Linked DNA regions of Mus musculus: region 2 is linked to region 1. Evidence: chromatin loops called from intact Hi-C (ENCODE). Cell type or tissue: left cerebral cortex. All regions are shown on one strand. Each heading gives the region's core, and the rest is flanking DNA. Links, peaks and the distances in the headings are about the cores only.

Evidence for each region. A loop is a pair of places that touch in the nucleus more often than their neighbours do. Peaks named below come from ENCODE experiments on the same cell type or tissue, not always from the same donor. Only the 100,000 strongest peaks of a DNase experiment are listed, where the experiment ranks them.
Region 2: it touches region 1 in a loop (2.6-fold over the local background); 1 of 42 quality-filtered maps calls a loop at or near these places.

What each region holds. Positions count from the first base shown.
Region 1 is chrX:104,478,031-104,485,844 of GRCm38, reverse strand. It overlaps Uprt (uracil phosphoribosyltransferase), which reads right to left and starts at 3,042. Exons shown (of 7, transcript NM_001081189.3): 1 at 2,496-3,042. The coding sequence starts at 2,884. In left cerebral cortex, for the core only: no CTCF peak of the experiment used is centred there; DNase peaks (open chromatin) are centred at 2,240, 2,580 and 3,081; H3K4me3 peaks cover 1,107 bases; H3K27ac peaks cover 766 bases.
Region 2 is chrX:104,667,260-104,675,073 of GRCm38, reverse strand. It overlaps Zdhhc15 (zinc finger, DHHC domain containing 15), which reads left to right and starts at 4,010. Exons shown (of 12, transcript NM_175358.4): 1 at 4,010-4,410. The coding sequence starts at 4,275. It overlaps Gm39530 (a long non-coding RNA gene), which reads right to left and starts at 5,254. Exons shown (of 3, transcript XR_003953044.1): 1 at 4,915-5,254. In left cerebral cortex, for the core only: no CTCF peak of the experiment used is centred there; DNase peaks (open chromatin) are centred at 3,889, 4,246 and 4,717; H3K4me3 peaks cover 1,252 bases; H3K27ac peaks cover 332 bases.

The DNA of each region.
Region 1 (7,814 bases), core at 2,089-4,588:
CCCAGCACCTACCCACATAAAAGGCTGGGTTGATGCACATCTTTAATCCTAGCTCTGAGGAGACAGAAATGGAAAGATGCTTGAAGTTTGTTAGCCAACTAGTCTTACTGAATTGGTGTGCTCTAGGTTCAATAAGAGACCCTGTCTCAACAAAAGAGATGGCAGTTATCAAATCAAGGCTGCTATGTTCAAAAGGCAGTAGTAGATGCATGCATGTGAGAGTGTACAGGTGTATAGTGATGGGGGAGATATCAGATGTCTATTTCGCTCTATATTCCACACACATACGTACATGCATGAATACTTATACCCACACAAACATGAACACATACATATACCACAAACACACAGAAAAAATATCCAGAATAGGCAAACTAATGGAACTCTAAAGTAAACTAATTTTTGCCTAGGGCTTGAGGGGGTGTTAGGTAAATGTGGACTGACTACCTGTGAGGTCTCTTGTTGAGGGGATGACTATGTTCTAAAAGTGACTGTGGTAGGTGAAGAACATACAGAAAACCATTAAATTATACTTTAAAATGTCTCAATTGTATATGAAAGTTCTGTCTCAATAAAAATGTTCTTTTATTTGCAGTGCTTGGAATCAAATCCAAGGTCTTATGTCTATAATGCAAGAATCCCTCCAACAAAGATATTTTTTAAATAACCATTACCATGGACAAATAAAATTTACTAGAAATTCACTGAGACCCCAAAATTCATCTACAAGTGTAATAGATCCAAGAACCAAAGTTAGTCAATTCCAAGAATTATCAAATTTTCTTTATTTCACAGATGTCTTACTTCAGTTGTCCCAACAACTACCAAAACTATGCCTCATCTTTTTTAAGCCTCTATGCCATTAGATCATGTGATCATAGTTTTCAATACTGATTCTTTATAAGCAAATAGTACAGTTTCATAAATATAAGCTTAAGAGCTAGGTCCAGGCATAGCAGTGCACCCCGCATAACTCAAGCATTCAGGAAGCTAAGGCAGGAGGGTCAAACACTTCAGGCCAGACCGGGCTATACAGTAAAACTCCACAAAAGGTAGAAATAACCTTTAATGATGGAGCTCTATTACTTGCAATGAATAGCTGTAAACCTAATAAGCAAGGTCCATACACAAGTAATAATATTTAAAATAGAAAGGAAACCTTCCATTTAAAAAACGGTCAGGGAAAATCAGCCAGGAAGAATGAGTTTAGCCTTGAAAAAACAGGAGTTGACCATTAATAAAAAGGGATGTGGGGAATTCTAAATGAAAGCAGAAACAAGGAACCAAAGGGGGCTAAGCATGCCCAAATTGGTTCCAAATGAAGGCTGCTGAGATGGCAGTTATCAAATCAAGGCTGCTATGTTCAAAAGGCAGTTGTAGATGCATGCATGTGAGAGTCAGGAAAACTGCAGTACGGAAGCACTGGAGCCCACTACAAGAGTATGAAGAAACGGTTGCCAAATCGTATTTATTTTAGGGCATTTTTAAATGTCAAGACATGCTAGAAATACAGTGGTCTTAAATGAGCCGTAGCTGCTCATTTAAAGCTGCCAATAGGAGCCAGGTATGGTCTCAGGTCCAGTAGTTCCACCTACTTGGGAGGTTGACTTGTGCCTTGGAGTTTGAGGCCAAAGTTTGAGCAGCAATTTAGGAAAACCCTGTCTGATTAAAAAGAAGAAAAGAAGAGACAAGAGAAGGGAAGGGAAGGGAAGGGAAGGGAAGGGAAGGGAAGGGAAGGGAAGGGAAGGGAAGGGAAGGGAAGGGAAAAGAAAGAGAAAGAAAAAAAGGAAAGATGGCAGCTATATTTCACTGTGGTACATAGCTATCCAAGAAAATCCATATTCCAAAATATTTTAACTTTTCAAGTTCTTGCTATACTGATTTGTGGGATTAGGAGGATCCAACTTGTTCTTAGGTTACCTTTGCTGTTAACTACATTCTGTAAGTTTTCAGTAAAACTGTCTTGATAAGAGTGGAATCATAAACTTTCTGGCAACCAGGTAAAGCTGAACTCCCAATCAGTAAACAAAATGGCAAACTGCAGGAGCAAATGCTGTTGAGTCAGAGGGCTGGCGGAGCACATCATTTCCCTTGAAATTGCTTTAGTTTTGTGAGCTTGGGCTGTCGGGGTGTTAATAACCACAGGCAGTAACCATTCCTGGGTTATACATTTACCACGTGGTCGGGAACTGAGCAGATGGCATAGGGGTGTGTACCTGCCTGGCACAGTAGAGGATTGGTCATGTTTAAGACAGACAAAGAGGCCGGAAGAGGCTGAAGGCTACCTAAAAGGTTTCCTTCCTAAACAAAGCAATGTTAACCGCAGCAACTAAGAAGGGGCCACAGAAGTGTCTCACTGACTCCCTCCCTACTCACAGGCCAAAGAAAGAGGCCTGGCTCTAATCCCCAAAGACCAGTGTGCCAAATGCAAACAGAAGCTTTTTACTTTCACCCTGCAGCCCTCCGCTCCCTTTTCCCTTCCGCTCTAAGCTTACTTGTCCCGGATGATAGTCTGAAGCTCCCGGATCTGATCATTCATAGGCAGCAACTTAAGCTGAGCCCCAATCTGTCGGGAGAGTTCACAGTCCCCTAGCAGGGAGTCGCCGCCGACAGGTGCATCGTAGTTGCCACTGTCACTACTGTCACTGTGGTTCTCAGAGTGAAGATTAGTGCTGCAGCAGGCCGGAGAGTCCCGCTCCGAAAGCACGCTAGAATGGGCGTGCCCAGGGAGGAGAGTCAGCTTAGCCATAGCAGCGTTATTTTCCTCTGCATGATCCAGGACCCGGTCCTCGGCTAGCAGATGCTCGGGACTTGGGCTAGAAGTAGAGTTTACTTGCCGATTGTGACAGGGCATGGAGTCCGGACGCTGTAACTCCGAGGCCATACACGGGGCCCCCGAGCTATCCCCGCTGCTATCAAACCCTAGGGATAAAGGGCAAGAAGAAAAGGATGCGGACACGTGCGTCCTCCTGGCCCCTGGCTCCTCCAAATCTCTAACCCTGGCTGCCCTCTCACCCCTAGGCCTCTACGGTCCTTTCGCACGCTTTGCCCATACCCGCCCACACCAGACGCACTGCCGGCTTAGACACCTTATTGGCCCATCTCTCTGCCAGTCTACAGCATGCTGGTTTGTTAACTCTTTTAAGTCTTTCCTGCTTGAGAGATTATCACAGTTGCTTGGCAGAGGTGGCTAAACCAGAGATATCCCTGGTTGCTGAGTCCTCAGAAAACCCCTAGGACTTCTTGCAATCAGAACTTTGGTAGAGCCAAGAAAAGATACGGGTGGATTACACATGTAAGGCACTGTTTTCTAACTTTCTGTCTTGGCAAAGAAAACATACTTGGGTAGTTGGCTGCATCTTCAAGCTAATGGCTTATCTGTGTAACAGAAGAAGCAAAGTAAGAACAGCTAGCAGGCTGGCCTTTCTAGACTCTTCTACAAGATGTCATTTCGTGTGTGTGTGTGTGTGTGTGTGTGTGTGTGTGTGTGTGTGTGTGTGTGTTTGTGTGTGTGTGTATACAAATGTAAGGAATTTATTGAGCTTTCTGAATTTAAGATGACAAACAACAGCTTTTTTTTTCTTTCTGTATTGTTTTATTTTTATTAAGGCTTTTTTGTTTTGTTTTGTTTTGTTTTTTGTTTTTTGAGACAGGGTTTCTCTGTATCGCCCTGGCTGTCCTGGAACTCACTCTGTAGACCAGGTTGGCCTCGAACTCAGAAATCCGACTGCCTCTGCCTCCCGAGTGGGATTAAAGGCGTGTGCCACCACACCCGGCTTATTAAGGCTTTTTTATTAGATATTTTCTTCATTTACATTTCAAATGCTATCCCCAAAGTCCCCTATACCCTCCCCTTGCCCTGCTCCCCAACCCACCCACACCTGCTTCCTGGCCCTGGTATTCCCCTGTACTGGCAAGATGCCATTTCTTAAGTACGCTTGACCACTAAAATTTTTCTTACTGATACTGGTTGGGCACTGAATTGCACATGTTACTATGGCATAATTTTCATTACACTGTTTGTTCTCCCAAACAATACTTGGAAGGATGGCTTTTAAAAATGTTTAGGTACCCACCAAGAAAGTCTAGAATAATAATTTGCAAATGTCCATTGTATCAGAAAAATTGTAGAGCTTGTTACGATGCAGAGTTTTAACTTGACATGAAGGCACACATCTGTAATCCCCACACTTTGAAGGCTGACATGGAAGGATCAAGAGTTCAAAGCTAGCCTGAGTTATAAAGCAAGCTCTAGTCTCAAAAATAATTAAAATAAGCAATATTTGTTTGTGTCCTACTTCCAAGTCTATACATCACTATTTATCATTATAGTGTAGACATTTTAATGTCACTGCACAATCCCCACACTTTCGAAAGGTTGTACAGTCTTTTCACTTAACACATAATGCAAATTAAAGGGTCTCTGGGCTTAAAACTTGTATCTGTTAACTTCAAGTAGGCCAGAACAAATGTCTGTTTTGTCAATGAATACTCTTGAGGAATCCAATGAAGCCCAGTATTGTATCATGACCAAAGATAACCCAGCTCCAAAACTGTCCATTGTTTCATCATCCTGTGACCCTGTTTTCAATGCCATAGAACAATAAATTGAAACAGCACAAATGTCAGTCTGTCTTCTGTATTCGTATACTTTCTTTTTTTGTTTTTGTTTGTTTTGTTGTTGTTGTTGTTGTTGTTGTTTTGGTTTTTTTGAGACAGGGTTTCTGTGTAGCCCTGGCTATCCTGGAACTCACTTTGTAGACCAGGCTGGCCTCGAACTCAGAAATCTGCCTGCCTCTGCCTCCCAAGTGCTGGGATTAAAGGCATGCGCCACCACGCCCGGTTGTATACTTTCTTATATTAACCAATAAGCATTAGCTGGTTTATATTTTAGGTTCAGAAAAGATAAAAATTTACTAATGACTAATCAGAATAACACATTTAGTGTTGTGTTTTATAATTTATAAAGAAGTTATGAAGCATTCTCTTATTTGAAAAGTCAAGGTGGGAAAAAGCCAGGCATGGTAGCATATGCCTATAATCCCAGCACTCAAGGTGTTGTGAAAGAAGATCACCAAGGTTAGTCTGGGATAGACACACACACACACACACATACACACAGATACTCGTGTAAGAACCCTGTCATACAAAATCAAAATCAAATAGTTGTCCAAGATTGATTGTACATCCCAAAAGGATTAAAGCTAACACAGAAACCCGTCTTTCAAGTCTAAATCTCACCTTTACCCATACCTAAAGATATATGAAATCATTCAGTTAATGAAATACCGATTTCATCTTTTCTATTTGCCAGGGTGTCAAAACAGATACAAAGTAAAATAAGTGAATGTCTTGAAATTTTGAAATGGTGGTGGCCAGCCTGGATCTTTGGAAAGCAGGGATAATGTTACTCAGCACCAACCCTTTGTCATAGATGACAACAGGAGCGTTATCTCATATCAGCCCGGCTTTCCTGTTTATCAATTTCTGCTCTAGGTAGAAAGCCGTATAAAATAAAAGCTGGAAGATTCCCCTGTAGTGATTGATATGGTTCCATCATGGGTAGTTTGTTGTTTGTTTTAAATCAGTCTATTTTCTCTTTGTTGCTAAGATGTATTTAAGAGAAAACACATTTTCTAAAGCCAATAATATGAGAATAAATTTTTACCTGTGATGGATTGAAGTCCAGGCATTAACTTAGACTGTTACATTTCGAGAGGTTCAAGCTCTGAACATTGGAGTCCTTCACATGCAACAGTATAGTGACTATTCAGAACACTTTCATATCTCATTTGATATGGTAAAACAGTTAGGCCCAGTATAATTCTTGTTTTACATTTAATAAAATTCAGATTTAGGAGTTTAATTTAAAGTGACAACTGAGTATTAGTAAAGTTGAGAGAAATCAAAACTCTATTTTCTTTTCTTTAAGTATCTTACTTAAACTTTCTAATGTCTTGGGCTATGATCTATCTTCTTATATTCATTTTACAAGAAAATGAAGATAGAAATTAATTCACTTGACAATGTCATGTAAGCTATACATGCAGAAATAAGCATTGAAAAGTAAATTTAAGAAACTTAATCACACACACACACACTTGTATTATGTAACTGAATTAAGTACTCTGGATATAATCTTGTATTTCTACTTATGCCTGGCTGACCCATAGTGGTCCACTTCTGTAATCCTAGTGCTTGGTAGATAGAGATGAGAGGATCTAGAGTTACATGACAGCCTGTCTCTAAAAAAGAAATAAATACTTAATCCTCTCCTGAACTCTTTGCTTATTCCTTTGCCTTGATTTCAGTAGTATTTAAGCCACTTCACTATAATTTTAATTTGTTATAAATAAAAATATATTATTTAAGAGGAAAGCCAATGAATGGGCACTATGATATACTTTTTTTCCTAAATGAATATCTGTGCCATCATTTAGGTATATTCCTTACCTTGGTTTTGTTTTGTTCCATTTTATTTTATTTTATTTTATTTTATTTTATTTTATTTTATTGTGACAAAGACTTGCCATGTAGCCCAGATGTAATTCCAGCCCTCAGGAGGCTGGAATAAGAGGACAGAGTGTTTGAGAGCAGCCTGAGCACTAAGTGAGTTCTAGCCTAGCCTGGGCTATGTAACAAGACCCTGCCTTAACACTTCTATACCCTAAAAGGATGTAGTCTGTAGCAAGGCTATATCAAGGCTACAGTATAATATGAGCGACAGTCACCATGCTGCACATTAGATCCCAGAATTCATTCATTTTCTACCTAAAAGTTTGTACACTTTGTCCTAATTTGTGTTCTATTGCTGTAATTAAACACTGTGCCTGAAAGCAACTTGGGAAGGAGAAGGTTTATTTGGTTTACTCATCCTAATCATGGGCCATCACGAAGGGAAGTGAGAGCAGAAACTCCCATAGGAACTGAAGTCAGAAACTGAAGCACAGACCATGGAGACACGCCGCTTCCTAGCTTGCAATTTCTGGTTTTCTAAACTGGCTTTAAAAAACAACAACAAGACATTTTTAAAAATTTTTTTTCACCTTATTTTATGTGTGAGTGGTTTGCCTACATGTTTGTAGATGAACCATGTACATGCTTGCTGCCCATTGAAGTCAGAAGAAAGCCACTGGATCCCCTGGAACCAGAGTTACAGATGGTTGGAAATCACTTTGTGGTTGCTGGTCATGGAACCAAGGTCTCCCGCAAAAGTAGCAAACACTTCATTGCTGAGCCATCTGCCTAGCTGCCACCCCGACACACACCTTTTGCTTTTTAGTGCAACCCAACCTTACCTGCTCAGGGGTGGCACTGCCCAGAGTGGGTTGGGCCATCCCACATGAATCATCCCACAAGAAAATGCCTCACAGAATTCCTCATGACGTTTAAGAAACACTAAATAGTAGTATTTCCTATCAAACACTGTAAAACTTGTGTTTATGAGAAAGCATTCAAATCTTTCAATCTCCCACCTTGTAAGACTTTCATGCAAATGTTTCTATCCCACCGCACTTGGTAAACCCTTTGTTTGCACAAAGGCACGACTGCATTCCAGGGTCTTGATGGCTCTGAGCAGGAATTCCTTTCCCTTTTCCTTCATTTCCTTTGTGGACTCTTAAAACTAACTAATCTTGAAAGGTTGGGAGGTCAGATCCCAGCAGCTGGGGGAAAGACACAGTCATGACCACCTAAGTCTGAAAAAAGCCAAGTGCACTTCCTGTTTTTGTGTTCACTCTGTCATGCACATACACCTTTTTGGTTAAGAGTAAAGTTGACCTTATTCAGAGACTTCATTTGGATGGTGATCTGCT
Region 2 (7,814 bases), core at 3,289-5,788, 190 kb before region 1:
TAAGATTCTACACTATCAACTCAGAATGCCTATCATAAAAGAAAAAAAGGTCTGGTGAGAATGTGGAGAAAAGGAAATACTTATAAAACAAAACATTCCTGTTGGCAGGAATTCCTGGTCTACCCCCTACGGAAGTCTATATTGAGGTCCCTCAAAAACTAAAAATAGAAATCCCTCCCATATGACCAACAGTACCCCTCCAGGGCAGACAACCAAAGGACTCTATGGAAACATCCACAGAAACGTCTGCATATCCAGGTGTGTTACAGCACTATTCACTACAGTCAAGTTATAGAAGATGGCTCATCCAGGAAAATACTTGACTCCCAACTCTGCGGGTCTGAGTTCAGATCCACAGAACTCAAAAAAAAAAAAAAAAAAAGCCAGGTATGGAGATTATGGAGATACCAGAGATGGCAAGATGGGAAGTGGAGACAGCTTTGTGGCTCACTTTCCAGCTAGCCTAGCCTACCTGATGAAGTTTCAGGGCTATGAGAGATCCTATCTTAAACAAACAAAAAGGAGAGAGAGAGAGAGAGAGAGAGAGAGAGAGAGAGAGATGCCTTAGGAGTAAGACCTGAGGTTGTTCTTTACCGTCCACAAGCATGCATACACGCATGCATATGTGCACACACATACAGATACATATACATATATACATATACAGATACATATGGAATCAGCCTATGTGTCCATCTACAGATAAATGAATAAAGAAAATGTGGTACATATACATAGGTGGAGTTTTATTCAATCATGAAGAATGAAATAATTCCATTTGCTAAAAAACTGTTGAAACTGAAGATCATTGTGCTGAAAGAAACTAAATCACATGTATAAAGATAATGCCACATATTTTTCCTCATTATTAGATCCTACAATTCTTTATACGTATATAAAACTGCACACACAGAGACAAGAACACACACACAATATGGCATGAAACTAGAAGAGACTAAACAAGTGAAGGGAGAATTCAATTGAGGAAATCAGAAAACGTTAATATAGTCAAAGTACATTTCGTACTTGAAAGAAATGGTCTTTATGAAATATAGCAGTATGTCCAATAGTCTATGTCAATAAATGAGGTAGGAGTTGGTAAAAGCACATGCAGCCAAGCCTGACAACCTGAGTTCAATTTCCAGGACCCACATGATGTCCTGATAGAAAGAAATTACTTCTATCTCTTGTTCTCTGATCTCCACACACATGCTGTGTATCATGTATATGTGTGTATATGTGTACACACACACATGCATACATTCACATGCACAGTCATACACACACACTAAATAAATGTAACTTTTAACAAAGTGAGGAAGTCTCAAGTAACCCAGCCTGAGCCTGCTCTATATCTAGCTATATAGCAGAGGACTGCCTTGAATTCCTGCCTTTACCTGCTAAGTGCTAGGGTTACACCCATGTACCATCATGATCAGCAAAAAACTAGGGGAAAAAACAGCAGGGAACAGAAAGAAAACAAATAAGTCAATAGTTGACATGTAGCCCGTAAACATACTTTGCTAAACCTTGCAATATATATTCTTGAACTTGGTTTCTCTGTTGGTTCTTAGCCATCCATGCTAATCTGCATATGAATTCTCTCTATCATAAGTCCTCATCGCAAGCTATTTGATTAGTGCCCAGATTACACTAGAAAATAAAAATATAAGCAAAGCCCACCAAAAAGGAACTTTTCAACTTCCCTATCCAACCTCCTTTCCTCACCATAGCCCCCGTGGTGGTGGCAGGCAACACTGTTCTTCATTACCTTTGACTGGTCTCACTCCTCACTTTTTACAGTGATTAACAAATTCTATCGATTATCTCCCACAAACAGTTCCATGATACCCTTCGTCTCCTGATCCCCTGCTTTGGGCCCAAAGTCTTTTAATTGTGTCATGGTGGGGGAGGGGCAAAGGCAAGTGTTCACAGAGATCAGAAGACAGTGTCAGAGCCCCCCAGGAGATAGTTACAGGCCAATAAGAGGTAACTGATGTGGGTACCAGGAATCAAATTCTTGAAGAGCAACAAGCATTCCCAGCTCTCTGGCCCATAATGCTTCAAAAATATTAATCAAGAGGTTAGCCTACTGTGATGCCTTCCAACAAGACAGGTTTCTTGTAGTCTTCTCGAATATACCATAAAGTTTCATATATCTTTACCATTATACAATTCCCTTTATCTGTCATTCCTTCCCTCAAATCCGTACTTAAACCTGTTACCTTCTTAGTAAGTTAGTAGGTATTCTGCCCAGCTCAGACTCTATCTACATTTAATCATTTCCTCCACAAAGCCACTTGATTTAAACAAAATAGGTACAAAAATCTCAAAATATATGTTCTAAGATCCTCAAAACCATGATTAATGGAAAGCCATTCTTTCATGTCAGAACTTCAGGGCTAAATAACTTATCAGACTATTAAATATTGTAACTAAAATACACTCTGCACTTCATTACATTACTACTTTAGTAACATCAACCTTGATCTTAATCTGAAAAGAAACAATAGTGTTGTTACTTTAGGAACGTTATTGCATGTATAACCATACATTAAAACCACAAGACAATCTTACAAAATCTCTTTTTTAAAAAAATTACATATTTTCTTCATTTACATTTCAAACGCTATCCCTAAAACCCCCTAATTACCCTCCCCCTGCCCTGCTCCCCAACCCACCCACTCCCGCTTCCTGGCTTATAAAACCTCTTGCTCTCACACAGCAGTCACACTGACTGTAAATCAAAACTGGATCTCAGCAAAAGTCTCTTCGTGTACTAGACCTTTGGAAACCATTAGATCAATGAGTATGAAATATACAAACGACCATAATAATAGAACTGTGGTAGGTACTTGTGTCAAAACAACAGCCTGTTGCCTTAAGGAGGACATGAGCTTCTTCGTGACAGTCCCCTGGTTTGCCATTCTTTATTTATACTAATGTTGACTTAATAGAAAGTAACGACTTGCCTCCTGATTGGTCCCCCTGCTCTCAGACCGGCTTCCTTAGTGAAATCCAGCTTACTGTTTTACATTAGTATCACTGTGACTCTATTCCATTGCCCCCCGCCCCCCGACCTTTGCTGACTGTTTTCCATCTGCTCTACATAACTGTGTCCCTGACAAGGCATCCAAGAGCATTCACATCCTTGCTCCAGCCTGTATTTTCAGTCCTCACTCCCATCCTCTTCACATAAACTCTCTTCAAGGTACAGCAGCTGGTCTTGGAACACTTTAGAATTGTCATGTCATGCCTTTTCAAACACGTTTCTGGTCTGAGAGGTCATCAATCCTCTTCTGCCTGAAAAATGCTTTTTTTTTTTTTTTTTTTTGGTTTTTCGAGACAGGGTTTCTCTGTATAGCCCTGGCTGGCCTCACTCTGTAGACCAGGCTGGCCTCAAACTCAGAACTCTGCCTGCCTCTGTCTCCTGAGTGCTGGGATTAAAGGCATGTGACACCACCACGCCCAGCTGAAAAAAAAAAAGTGCTTTTATTAATAAAGCTTAAACCTTTAGAGAGTTCCCTGAGCCCAGAATCATTATGGCCTTCACTTGATTTCTGCACCATTGTGTTTATTCTGAAAATACACTAAGCTAATTCTGCAGGGGGTACAGAGGGTGGAAGGAGTGCCCTGTCAAGGGATGTACCCCAACAGAGACTGCAGCACTACGTGTTAAGCATACTGTTCAAGTAGCAGTGGGAGGATGGAGATGGATGACCTTTAATTCATGAGGTACTACTGTGCTGTGTGCATCTTTTGCACAGTGCCTTTTTGTACTTGTGTGTCTGGGGGTTGGGACAGCAAAGAAAAGGAGATACAGGGGAAGGAAGAGGGGAGAAACCAGAACTGAAGAGAAGGTGGATGCAGTGCAGTAAAGGCAGATGGGCGGACCCACATTTCTTGGGTTTTACATTTGGCGGAGGCCCAGCCCAGCAGGCTCAGAGGAAGTGGTTGGGGGTTGGGGGTTGGGGGTAGGGGGCGAGAGGTGGAAAGGGGGAGGGGCTGCAGTCCCTGTGAGTCCTGCGGCCTGGACTGCTAGGCAACCACCTTCTGCCCCACCTCAGCCGGTTCCTGTAGCTGTGACTCAGGCCAGCGGTGCCAGACGGGGCGCGCTGGGCAGTGCAGCCCCACAGGTGGCAGCGGCTCGAGGACGGTTCCCGCCAGGCTAAGCAGTGGAGCGCCGCACAGCGCGCCTTCCCGCCTCCCAGCCGCCGCCCAAGCAGATCCCGGCCGGCGCCAGCAGGCCTGCTCGGTCGATCTTCGAGCCGAAGATGCGGCGGGGCTGGAAGATGGCTCTGTCTGGGGGGTTGCGGTGCTGCCGCCGGGTACTGTCCTGGGTGCCAGTGCTCGTTATTGTCCTCGTCGTTCTCTGGTCCTACTATGCCTACGTCTTTGAACTCTGCCTGGGTAAGTGGGGCTGGCCACATAAACTGGGGAAATTATGCTCCAGCACAATCGTCTGCCTTATCCTTCATACCGATGTCCCCAGTGAGCTCAGCCCTCACCCTGCGGCTTTTCCCTTCGCGCCCTGAAAAACTCCCAGTTTCCAATCTTGGGCTTCTCACAATATCTCTCATGCGCCGTCCCACGAGGGTCCCACCACGTCGCCATCTCCTCTCCCCTGGGTTTTCTTACTTCCTTGCTCTACCCTCGATAATTCCCTGACTCTTTCTACCAGGACCCCCTTTCCCAGTACAGGGTAACCACTTAAGCTGTACTGCCTGGCAACCACCTTCTGAGCCCACCCTACCAATTGAGGAAGCACCATACTCCATGTCCTTAAAGTGCCTGCTCCACCAAAGCATCCAACTAAGGGCCCCACCATTTCCCCCTCCTACTATGATTCCTTCCATGCTGGGGATTCCCTCTAAGGGATCCCAAAATAATTCCTGTCCTCTTCTATTAGCTCACCTTTTCTCCACTTTGAGATCCATACCTTCTCTCTGCAATCTTCAAACACAAGCTGAGAGGTTTCACATCTCCTCCCCACCCACTTCTGAACCTCTCACATCAGAACATTCTGTTCTCACTTTTTACACAGGGCTAAGCCCTCCGTCCATTCTTTCTCTGAGATCCAAGAGAGCACGCACATGTGTGCACACATGCAACATACACACCACACACACACACACACACACACACACACACACACACAGAGAGAGAGAGAGAGAGAGAGAGAGAGAGAGAGAGAGAGAGAGAGAGGAGTGCTTCATATGTTTGCCTTCTTATGACTCCTCAGTCTGTGTGTTCTACCTCACATTTCACACAATGGTAATAAGGTTTCCCCCCTTCTTTTCCTGTGCGCTTCCCTCATTTTCAGAGCTCCTTTTGTGGTGTGGGGGTTCTATACAACACTCTCTTCTCATATTAGAGCTCTGCACTGTACCACACTGGGTACAGCCTCTTCCCTTCCACTTTGTAAAGCATTCAACTTCTCATTAGAAGGCCTATGTTATTTTCTGACAGTCCCATCCACAATAAATGCATACTCAAATGTTTTCTTTACACTTACAAGAGTCCCCACAATCTTTACCATATCCCACGGAAGAGCCACTACTTGTTTAATCTTTAACTATCTTTACTGAGAAACATTCTTCACCCCCTCCAGTGTTTTCCCACTGTCCCCACATTCTGACACTATCAGTCCCTGGTGCTTGTCATTGTTTCCTCTCAGAATGCACTTGCCCCCTGCTTTCTCAAGCCTGGGAAATCCAGTTCTTTCTTACTGAAGTTTGTCCCTTTGGCCCTTTCTCATGGGAATATACTTTTGTTGTTTTCTCTTCCTAGACCACCCCTTTAGTGATGCTGGACTTTCCTTATGCCCTGTCCTACCACACCAGGGATTACTCTAGTCTCTCCTTATTTACAACCTGGTTCCTATCATGTACCTTGTGCTTTCAAACTCAGAATTCTCCAGTCTTTCACAGCACAAAAAACAAGATCTTTTTCTTGTATTTACCCACATACACTTAGATTTTCATATGTTTCCAGTCCTCTCTCTATTACATATGGCCTTCTAACATTCTCATAAACTCAAATTAGTTTTCATGACATACACTGTCTCCTCTCAACAGAAATTTCTCATGGTCCATTGAAGAATCCCCATATCTTTTCATGTGAGATCCTATTAAGACCTATTATCACTTCAATACTGAAGTCCTATTACCAGCCCCTTATACTTGTGGCCTGCAGTCTCCCTGTTCATTCAAAGTGGAGTTCATCAAACATCCCCTCAAAGCTGCCTTCCTATGCTTCATTTATTTCCTCATATCATAACTCTCACCTCAAATATTACTGCTTGAGTGCTACTTTTCAGTCCCAGGAACCAACTACACTTATAACCCCTTTCTCTTACGTATTTGAAAAAATACTATACTCTATCCCTACACAAATTTGGGTCAAGTAAAGTAAGTGTGTTTTTCCGATATAAGAATTCCTTCTAGTCAACTCTATAGATCAAGATGTGGCTTTTTTTTTTCCTGGCCTTCTTCTTAAGGACGTTATGGGAAATACAGAAGAGGCTTTTAGCAATAAGTTTGGTTTGTTGCCTTCATGGGTAGGCATTTGGGCTGTTCTCCTGCTCTTCTTCTCTGTCTGCTATAAGGTGCATTCCCTTGACGGGAAAATTTTCCTGTTCTCAGACCTTACCACTTTGTCTTTTTTGAATGATTAACTAAGGGATCAAAAGTTCAGCTCCATTGTGATGGTATGTACATCACTTCCAGGAACAATGCTACATTGTAAATACTATCAAGCCTTCTTTTCAAGTCCTTTACTACTAACATACATGAGTTCAACACGAAATCATGTTAAAAATCAGTAATGATGATAGTTAATCCTTATATAGTGCTTATTTTGTGCTAGAAAAAAGTGTCCTCACTACTGCAATTTTATTAGCAGTCTATATGTATCACCTCACTAATCCTCAGAGCTCTATAAGGTAGGTACCATTATTACCCCCACTATCCAGATATGTAAAGTGAGTCAACAAACTGAGGTAAGACCAAGTATCAGGTATGGTTGTACACATTTGTTGTCCCACTAGGATCCGGAGTCAAAGGCCATTCTCAACTACATAGAAAGGCTGAAGCCAGGCTACATAAAACCCTGTCTCACATCCCACTCCCCCCTTCAGAAAAAAAAATCAATGCATATAATTAGCTTTCTATAGGTTCTTAGTCATGCCATACTGAAAGCTGCTAGAAAGCTTAAGGTTTCTTATGCCTAGTTGAGAGGAATGAACTGATTATGTAATTTATCTGAGATTATAGAGCTGGTAAATTGTTAAACTTAGATGGTAACACAGGCAATGTGGACGTTCTGTTCAAGATATTATAACATGCTGCTTCCTCTCAACTAGTACAGAGGTCAAAACTGGTGACCCACAGGACTGGTATAACCTGAAAATATATTTTATTTGCCTCAGACATTGTTTTGTTTTAAACATTTTTGTATCAATATTAGCATTTTTTAAACTAAGCTAAGCCCAATAAAGTTACATAAACCTATAGTCTCAACACTTGAGAATCTGAGACAGAAGGGTCACTTGAGCCTAGGAGTTCAAAACAAACCTCTTTACTATAGGCAGAACCCATCTCAAAAAAAAAAAAAATAAAAATCAGTGAAATAAGTGGCCTTGACTTCTGTTTCTAGCTCTCACATTCTATGATGCCATCTTCACGTTACAATCTTAAGTGTTTTCTAAAGTTTTACGTGTGTGTTTGTGTTTGTGTGTGTGTGTGTGTGTGTGTGTGTGTGTGTGTGTGTGGTATTTGGAGGGATGTGCCTCGACATTTTGTGGAAGTTAATGG